Linked DNA regions of Homo sapiens: region 2 is linked to region 1. A link is an interaction called in ENCODE POLR2A ChIA-PET data of the cell type or tissue named here. Cell type or tissue: K562. All regions are shown on one strand.

Region 1 (5,000 bases):
TGCAGAAAATGGTTGGATAAGTAAAAGGAGAGGTTTGGTAAAGATAACAGCTGTTGGCTGGCTGGTGATGAAGAAATAAGTGTGGGTGATGGACTTCTTATGATGTAGAATGCATGGGACTTAGGGGCTTTACCTTAGGCAAATGTCTCCTGGAGAAAAGCCACTCACCTTTTATTTGGAGCCCCTACGGCTTTTGTGCTTATCAGTGCAGAAACCCTTTTCTTTGAAGGCTTTCTGAGTTACTGGGCCTTTTTTATTTTTTATTTTTTTGTAGTAGAGCACAGTTCAGAGTTCCTCACTCTGAATTTATTGCCCTCAGCACAGGATCAGAATTCTGCATTTTACGTGAAGAACCTCTCAAAAACATGTCAAGCGACACTTATAGGACCAGAATCCTTGTTAAGCTGTCCTACCTTACACAAACTCTTTAAAGGGTTACAGCTCTTGTTGCTTTTATATTATACCTGTACCAAGGGATTGTATTTTGAGTTTAAGGCCACTCTAGAATTACAAGGCTGATTTTAGGACTTCCTGGGGAGGAGGCACTGGGGTTTTAGGGGCGGTAATGACTGTCTTTTCATTGGTTTGGGGGGCTGGACTTTATAAGATTTTGGTGAATAGAGCACTTAGATTTGTGTTATCTTGGAGTCTTAACCAAATGAATCTTTTGTGCCTGGAGGGCAGCATGGGTGATATGTGGATTGTCACTTCATTTGGAAGCATCTCAAATCCCCAGCATTTTGAATGCCTACATGTTGCTCAAAGGAAATGCTTGTTAGAGCATTTTGGATTTTGAATTTTCAGATTTGGGATGCTAAAATGGTACGTAGAACGCAAATATTCCAAAATCTGAGGTCTGAAGCAACAGTGGCAGTTCAGGGGTGGTGATCATGGTGAGTTGCTATCTGAACTCTTCTTTCACCTCCTTTGGGTTCCCAGTGTCAAAAAGAGTGGTGTCCTTTTTTAGCTTAATTAAGCAGGACTGAACAAAAATAATAAAAAATAAAAAAAGCCTTATTCAAATTATGGAGTATTTCCGTGACTCCTTGCTATATTTCAAACCTGTGTTCTGACAGTGTAGTTTGCCGATTCTTTTTCTGGGTACTACCTTTGTTAAGAGTCATTGCTGCCTTTGGCGTCCATTTCCCTTAAATTGGGCTTTTTTAGAGCTGAGAGTCTGATCATTATTTCCCCTAGTAATGGGTGCCCTGTGTCATGGGCATTGCTGTGCGTTAGTAAAGAAAAGTGACACAGGTCTCTCAGGTCTAGTTTGCTTTCTTTTTTTTAATTGGCAAGTTGAGAATTATTTTGTCAACAACTTAATTGAGAGCAAAGGTTGCTCTTGTGGAGGGTTTATGGTGTGATACCTAATTTTTGGACTGTTTCCCACACTTCAGCCCAGTCAGAAGAGGTGGTGTCTGCTTGTAGCAGTTAGGTTTAAGGAGAGGACAGTGTGGTCTTGATTCAGGACAAATTATCCTTATATAAAACTCTGGGTGTCTGAACCCTAGGTCCCCTGACACTAACCTATGCTTAGTTATTTTTACCTTATTTTATGTAATATTGGCGTTTCTCATTTCTTAATACTGTTCTGGTAGAATTATAGATGTATATTGATGAGCAGTAGTTATTAGGGTGGTCTTTTTTCCTTTCCGTTTCTCAGTGTTGGGTATCTTCTCTATTGCTTGCCCACTTAAAATCTCTTTTAGATATTTTTTAAAATTTAACTTCTTTTTCTGGCGTTAGAACCAACAGATCCTTAGATTAAGGCGTTTATTAATGATCTTTATGTCTGGAATGTGCATAGTTGCTTGCTTAGTTGCACTTGTTTTCTCTGGTTTTGTTAGGTGCCAAAGTGGCCCCCTGGGCAAATGCCAGAGACAAGCTAGCACTTTAAGGCACTTAAGTGCATAATTGCATATCTACTCTCTTTTAATAACCTGCAACCTAAACTTCCAGCTGTGTAGACCTCCTTGATATTTTGTTCCTTCCACCCCCGTTTCCCTATTGTGTTTTCTGGTCTCCCAGAATCTAACATTAATTTTGCAAGGAAAATTGTGTGTTTACCACTTTCTCTAATGTTAGAGGATCCATTTGTTGACTCTCCCTTGCTTTTGACCATTTACTCCTTTGACAGGTGTATGTTTAGGTGCATCATAACCAATTGCATTGGGAAGTTTTTGCAGGATTTGGATCTCTTCTGAATTTTGCTTACCAGTAAGCTGGTAGATCATGTTAGGTAGAAATTGCTTCTGTAGAGACTTACTAAAACTTAGTTTTAACTTTTCTAGAAAAGTTTCTGCTTTTATTACATTTTCAGAAGTAATACTTTTCATTTCCAGAATGCAAATTTTAATTTTCAGGAAAAATATTAGGTGTATGTTCTTAGTTACGCTCTCAGATATGTAGTTGCAGGAGAAGTACTTTAATTCTGCTTAAACTGAGCAGTTTGGTCCACTGACTAGTATAACTAGTTATTCTCCACTTTCCTCAGGCACGTTTTCTTCCATGTTTTTTACAGTATTCTAAAATTTCAGGCATTTGAGAACAATCTGTCCTGTTTTTGCCCTGTTTGCCTTTGACCCTAGTAGAGGGTCACTAAAATTAACTGTCAGATTGTAAAGAATCCTCGTTAAAGCAATGATCAGAACCAGCAGTTTAAAGGGCCCAGTTAAGGGAGAAGTCTGTCCTTCAACTTGTTGTGCCCCTCTGTCTCCCCAGTTCATGAGGGTTTTTCCAGAGATGTACCTTGAGATTTGCTTGCCACATTCAGCTGTGGATTGAGTCTAGATCATTCTTTAATAGTGGTAATCATTGGAGTCTTTTATTCGGTTCTTTTAAATTTTTTGAGGAGGGTGGAGAACTGGCCTTTACTTATATTCCTTTGCTTAATGAAAATCCATCTTGCTAGTAAGGATTGGAGGTGTCAGAAAAGACTTGGGCACTGTTTCTTACTTTGACTTCTTTTGACTTTGAGCCGCTGTTTGGAGATGATTTTTACCTGTTTGGAGATGATTGGAGCAAGAGTAGTTTATTTCTTAAGCATTTAAACTGTTGTTATAGCTGAAATATTTCTTCATCTAAGTGGTCTTTTCCTGAAATCAGGTCATTATACTGAATCTATATGTTGAGTCTTTTTTTTTTTTCCTTTTTATCTTTTCCTAAAGATGAGTCCTGCATTAGAATTGTCTAGATAAAGCCATTGCTATGACCAGTGTCTGGGGTAGGGGCTGGGGCTATGACTAAGAGTGATAGCAACCCTTCTTGCGTCTGTTTCTTCAAGGCAAACGAATGCACGTGCAGTTGTCCACCAGCCGGCTTAGGACTGCGCCCGGGATGGGAGACCAGAGCGGCTGCTATCGGTGCGGGAAAGAGGGGCACTGGTCCAAAGAGTGTCCGATAGATCGTTCAGGCCGCGTGGCAGACTTGACCGAGCAATATAATGAGCAATACGGAGCAGTGCGTACGCCTTACACCATGAGCTATGGGGATTCATTGTATTACAACAACGCGTACGGAGCGCTCGATGCCTACTACAAGCGCTGCCGTGCTGCCCGGTCCTATGAGGCAGTGGCAGCTGCAGCTGCCTCCGTGTATAATTACGCAGAGCAGACCCTGTCCCAGCTGCCACAAGTCCAGAATACAGCCATGGCCAGTCACCTCACCTCCACCTCTCTCGATCCCTACGATAGACACCTGTTGCCGACCTCAGGAGCTGCTGCCACAGCTGCTGCTGCAGCAGCAGCCGCTGCTGCTGTTACTGCAGCTTCCACTTCATATTACGGGCGGGATCGGAGCCCCCTGCGTCGCGCTACAGCCCCAGTCCCCACTGTTGGAGAGGGCTACGGTTACGGGCATGAGAGTGAGTTGTCCCAAGCTTCAGCAGCCGCGCGGAATTCTCTGTACGACATGGCCCGGTATGAGCGGGAGCAGTATGCCGATCGGGCGCGGTACTCAGCCTTTTAAAGCTTGAGGTGAGAGGGGTGGGGTGTTCCCTCTTCTGGTTTTGCCATCCCTCCTGCAGCCTAAAGGGCTCCAATTAGGCTGCCCTGCTTGCTTGCTTGCTTTTGCAGGGTTAGGGGAAGGTTACTAGGATGGCTCACAGGCTAGAGAGAAGTCCTAACTGCTTAACTTTAAAATACATAGAGTTCCTTGGCCCTCATGGCTATTTTTCAGGGCTTCTGGTAGTGGGAGTCAATTTGATTCTATTTGTGCCTAGAAAAATAAAGAATGATGTGCTGGTGAATCTTGGGTCACCTATGTACTATACTATAATTGAACCTTACCTGGGGACCCACACGTTCAGGCTCAGGTGTTTTGTTTCTTAGAGCCTTTGTTAAGTTTCCTACGTGTGCGACATTCCTAAGGTCTTCAAGTTTCCTATTCTGTTTTGTGCTGTGTGAAAGTTCTGATATGACCCCTGATGATAAAGTCCATAACTGTAGTTAACTGGTCATCACTGCTCAGGTCCCAGTTACTAAGAAGACTACCAAAATGGCATCATCTTAATCTTGAAGCGTATTTCTGACATTCCTGAACCGTTCAACCCTTATGAGTTTTATAGAACTTATTTGATGGTAAGTTGGGGTAGAGAGAAATACAAAACTTATCTTTTATAAAGTTCCACAAGGAAGTCTGGGCATAGATGCTAACACTCACCTTCTCTGCCCAGCTCAGATTTATTCCCTGAATAGAGTGCCCACTCCATTGCTATATCTTTCAGTCTGTCCTATAACAGCCCAGCCTGTCACTTACTTAGGGTTTTTTTTTTTTTTAAGTAACTATTCCCACAGTTCTAGTTTTGACATCATCTACTTTCTCAGGGTATATGTTTTAAGAATGCAGGCACACCTGTTAATTTTACTCCTTTGGTAATGTTGAAATCCAGGGTTGGGAGCTTTGCCATAAGCAAATCACTCCCTTCTTCATCTTCTCACTAGCTGTTTTGGGCATTTAATACTCTTGAGCCAGCAGCTCTACCCTGAGTCCGCTGGCTTTTT
Region 2 (5,000 bases), 59 kb after region 1:
GTTTCTCCGATTCCCCCCTGGGAACCCTAATTCATGGACTGTCCTCATCAGACCTCCTCTCAATGGAGTCTGCCTTTTCCCGAATCTTGTCGGCGTGGATGTTGCCTTCAGATACCAGCTGGCGGCCAGCCTCCAGGAGCCCGTGGATCCGTTCCCCATTGGCGTCCATGGTGCTCATGAAGTCCTCCAGTTTTTTAATGGCAGCATCAGCAGCCTGGAGTGTCCCTGGCATCTCCGTGTGAGACAGAACATATTCCTGTGTGGGAGGGATGACATTCAGCTCATTTTCCCCAGCACAATTCACCCCCCTAGGAGGGACCCACCCAGGGGCAAATCTGAGAGGTAGGGACCAACAAGCAGACAGGGAGGGTAGCCCAGAGAGCTCTGAAGACAGGGAGGCTGCCAGCCAGCATGGGAGCCTCAGAAAGTCACAGGGAAGCTGGGTGGGAAGGACCTTCCATTCCCCAGCCCAAATCCTGTTCTATCTCACTTCTAGCTCCTGATTCCATTTAACAGTTACATGACAAACTGGGCTTTCTATTTCTTCTAAAGTCAGTTTTAGTAAATTATATTCACGTCTTTTTCATTCTCATTTTTCCTTCTTTTTTCTTTTTCTTTTTTTTGAGAGAGGGTTTCATTCTGTGGCCCAGGTTGGAGTGCAGTGGCATATCATAGCTCACTGCAGCCTCAAACTCCTGGCTCCAGTGATCCACCAGCCTCAGCCTCCCCAGTAGCTGGAGCTACAGGCATGCACCACCATGTCCAGTTAATTTTTTTTTTTCATAGAGATGGGGGTCTCACTATGTTGCCCAGGCTGGTCTCAAACTCCTGAGCTCAAGTTATTCTCCTGCCTCGGCCTCCCAAAATACTGGGAGTACAAGTGTGAGCCATCCTGTCTGGCTCCCATTTTTCTTTTTAAAAAATTCTTCTATTTTCTTAAAAAAATTTTTTTGTAGAGACAAGGTCTTGCCATGTTGCCCAGGTTGGTCTGGATATTCTCAGCCTCAAGTGATCCTCCTACTTTGGCCTCCCAAAGTGCTGGAATTTCAGGTGTGAACCACTGCGCTGCCCCATTTTGCTAGCATGTCCTTCCTGCCCATCCTGCTCCTTCACATTTCCCCGGGTCCCTACTTTGCTCTTCCTCCTGCTTGGGACTTTGCCCTGGACTTTCACCTGGCTGCTGAGCACGCCCTCAGCCTGACGAGCATCCCGCAGGAATCCCTGGAAGCCGTGGGCCTGGGCCAGGCGACCTTGCCGGCTCTCCCACATTCGGCCCAGCTCCTCCCAGCCAGTTCCCAGGGCCTCCAGTCGCTGTCGTAGGAAGAGGCACTGGGGGTCAGCCTGGTCCCGGGTCACCTCCTCGCCCAGGGCTCGCAGCCGGCTATACTCGCTCTGGGCCCGCTCCACCTCTCCCCGCAGGGCTGCATGTTGGGCCAGGAGGGCCTCTGCCTCAGGCAGGGTGGCCGGCCCTTCTTCAGAGGCCACAGCAGTCTGAGTGCGGCCTAGCCAGGCCTGGAAGTCATCCAAGCTGCGCAAGAAGTCCTGCAGCCGCCGCGCCTCCCCCAGCGACTCTTCTCGACGCCGCATGGTGGCCCTGAGGTCCTCCCAGCCGGTCTGCACCTCTCTCAGCCGGGCGTTGATGGCCACTGCCTGAGCGGGATGGCCGGCAGCCAGGGCATTTGCCTCTCGAGTCAGTTCGCCCACCCGGGCGGCGATGGCCTCCAGGTCCCGCTCCGTGCCGGCCAGCTTGCGCTGCAGGGCCAGCACCCCAGCCAGATCGTTGCCTAGGCCCTGGGTGGACTCGATGACTTTGGTCTTCTCTCTCATCCAGGCCTGGGTCTCCGTGCACTCTAAGTGGTAGTTCTGGATGCTCAGGGCTGAGGTGAGAGCTGCCTTCTTGCCGTCTGCCAGACGCCGAAACTGCTGCCACCTGAGAGCAGGGGGAAGGTTCAGCTTCCTGCCCTGGCCAGGCCTGTTTGGAAGCTTCTTCCCTGCTTCTCTCTCTCTTGGTAGCTCCCCTTCACTCCTCCCTTTCTGGCCAGCAGCCGCTTCAGACCACCTTGACCCCCTCTCTCATCTCTTTCATCCTTTTTCCTTCCCCAACATATTCCAGACTGGTTTGCTTCCTCCTTTGTAGCCACCCTTCCAGGCCCTACAAAACCTGCCTCTCACTGCCATCCCCATTGCTTCATTTTTCTGTCAGTTTCCTGGTCCTGCCCTCCCAAACCCACCTGTGGTTGAGCTGCTCCTGGGTGTTGACAATGCGGTCTTTGCCTGGGGGGTTGGCCTTCAGTAACTGCTCGGCAATGTCATTCACCGCGGTGATTTGTGCTGCAAGGGTGTTCATTTCAGGCTCCAGGGTCTCGAACCTGAGAGGGTGGAAGAGCCAGGCGTGAATTGTGGGAGGCAGCGATGTGCCCAGTCCACCTAAGTCCACCTCTCTTAAACACCCAGGAGGGTGTCTCCTTCACCAGGAGGCTTATCTGCAGGAGTCTCTCTGCCTCTCAGCCTATGAGGTTCATAGTATCTGTGCATCAAGGAAGGAACCCACAACTCCCCCAAAACAAGCAGAATAACTGTCATCGCTAGAAATGCTCAAAAGATGGTGAAAGGTAAAGGTCAGGAACAGACACACAAGTCAAACTAGACCCTGGCATGGGGCCAACCCTTTATCAGAGCTGCTCAGCCTCCTGGGACTTCCCCCTTAGCTGCCTATCTGGGTCTCATCCCACTAATATGTGTTAGAAAATGAAGTAATAACCAAAAATATTTGTCTGAGTGATGAAAATGTGAAGGATAACTTCTTCCAGGGACATTTTATGTTTTGTTTTTGAGATGGAGTCTCGCTCTGTCACCCAGGCTGGAGTGTAGTGGTGCAATCTCGACTCACTGCAACCTCCGCCTCCCGGGTTCAAGCAATTTTCTGCCTCCGCTTCCCGAATAGCTGGGATTACAGGTGCCCGCCACCAAGCCTAGCTAATTTTTGTATTTTTGGTGGAGACGGGTGTTTCACTATCTTGGCCAGGCTGGTCTTGAACTCCTGACCTCATGCTCCACCCGCCTTGGCCTCCCAAAGTGCTGGGATTACAGGCGTGAGCCACCTCGCCTGGCCGACATTTGATGTTCTAATAGGGCAGGGTCTGCAAATGTTTTCTGTGAAGGGCTTGATGGTAAATATTATAGGCTTCGTGAGCCATGCAGCTGCTGCGGCAACTATTCAGCCCTGCTGCTGTAGCCTGAAAGCAGCCACGGGCAATACGCAAAAGGGCGAGTGTAGCTCTGTTCCAGTAAAACTTTATTTACAGACCGGGCATGGTGGCTCACGCCTGTAATCCCAGCACTTTGGGAGGCTGAGATGGGTGGATCACAAGGTCAGGAGATCGAGACCATCCTGGCTAACACGGTGAAACCTCGTCTCTACTAAAAATACAAAAAATTAGCCAGGTGTGGTGGCGGGTGCCTGTAGTCCCAGCTACTTGGGAGGCTGAGGCAGGAGAATGGCGTGAACCCGGGCGGCGGAGCTTGCAGTGAGCCAAGATTGTGCCACTGCACTCCAGCCTGGGGGACAGAGCAAGACTCCGTCTCAAAAAAAAAAAAAAAAAAAAAAACCAAAAAAAACTTTATTTACAGAAACAGGCAGCAGGCTGGATTTGGCCCAAGGGTTGCAGTTTGTTAACCTCTACATTAGGATACCTTGAAAACTAAAAAAAATCTTTAATTACATTTTTATTTTTATTTATTTTTTTGAGACAGGGTCTTACTCTGTCACCCAGGTTGGAGTGCAGTGGCACGATCTCAGCTCACTGCAGCCTCGACCTCTGGGCTCAAGCAATCCTCCTGCCTCAGCCTCCCCAGTAGCTGGGACTACAGGCGCCTGCCACCATGCCTGGCTAATTAAAAAAAAAATTTTGTAGAGGTGGAGTCTCACTATGTTGCCCAGGCTGGTTATGAACTCTTGGAATCAAGTGATACTCCTGCCTTGGCCTCCCAAAGTGCTGGGATTACAGGTGTGAGCCACCAGGCCTGACCTAATTATATTTTTTTAAACACCAGGAAATTTGATTACACATTGATCATAGATCATATCAAGAAATTCCTGACCCGGCGCAGTGGCTCATGCCTGTAATCCCAGTACTTTGGGAGGCCAAGCCGGGTGGATCACGAGGTCAGGAGATCGAGACCATCCTCGCTAACATGGTGAAACCCTGTCTCTACTAATAAAAAAATACAAAAAATTAGCTGGGCATGGTGGTGGGTGCCTGTAGTCCCAGCTACTTGGGAGGCTGAGGCAGGAGAATCGCTGGAACCCGGGAGGCAGAGCATGCAGTGAGCCGAGATCGCACCACTGCGCTCCAGCCTGGGTGACAGAGTGAGACTCCATCTCAAAAAAAAAAGAAATTCCTAATTTTGTTCTATGTGATAATGGTATTGTGGTTCTATAAAAAAATTTTTAAGATTTATTATTGAATAAATGATTTGAAGATTTATTCTGTAAATAAAACTATTTTAGTGTCTCTGTCTAAAAGGTTTATAACTTCAAAGCCTCAGCTATTTTAAGTCCACACAGACAATTTGAAAATAATATATTGTAGGTAAGAATGCTTCCTCGTATTTCTTTTCTTTTTTTTTTTTTTTTTTTTGAGACAGTCTCGCTCTGTCGCCAAGGCTGGAGAGCAGTGGCACGATCTCGGCTCACTGCAAGCTCCGCCTCCCAGGTTCATGCCAGTCTCCTGCCTCAGCCTCCCGAGTAGCTGGGACTACAGGCGCCCCCCACTGTGCCCGGCTAATTTTTTGTATTTTTAGTTGAGACAGCGTTTCACCATGTTAGCCAGGATGGTCTCGACCTCCTGACCTCGTGATCCGCCTGCCTCGGCCTCCCAAAGTGCTGGGATTACAGGTGTGAGCCACCGTGCCCGGCCGCTTCCTTGTATTTCTTAAAGGGCACACCCTGAAGAAGGTAGGAGGGATGTGCTAATCTTGGGGATTTGCTTTTTAAAAGG

Evidence for each region. Peaks named below come from ENCODE experiments on the same cell type or tissue, not always from the same donor. Only the 100,000 strongest peaks of a DNase experiment are listed, where the experiment ranks them.
Region 2: POLR2A ChIA-PET joins it to region 1 with 5 read pairs; 4 of 35 experiments call an interaction of 5 or more read pairs at or near these places.

What each region holds. Positions count from the first base shown.
Region 1 is chr11:66,640,167-66,645,166 of GRCh38, forward strand. The region is part of intron 1 of RBM14-RBM4 (RBM14-RBM4 readthrough); the gene reads left to right. RBM4 (RNA binding motif protein 4) reads left to right here. Exons shown (of 4, transcript NM_002896.4): 3 at 3,284-3,974. The coding sequence ends at 3,966. Among named protein-coding and RNA genes, the nearest start is that of RBM4, 4.0 kb to the left of the region's middle. RefSeq lists an enhancer at 3,118-3,641. In K562, no CTCF peak of the experiment used is centred here; no DNase peak of the experiment used is centred here; H3K4me3 peaks cover 768 bases.
Region 2 is chr11:66,699,353-66,704,352 of GRCh38, forward strand. It overlaps SPTBN2 (spectrin beta, non-erythrocytic 2), which reads right to left. Exons shown (of 38, transcript NM_006946.4): 16 at 2,232-2,369; 17 at 1,174-1,930; 18 at 54-256. Among named protein-coding and RNA genes, the nearest start is that of RBM4B, 24 kb to the left of the region's middle. In K562, no CTCF peak of the experiment used is centred here; a DNase peak (open chromatin) is centred at 2,599; H3K4me3 peaks cover 1,033 bases.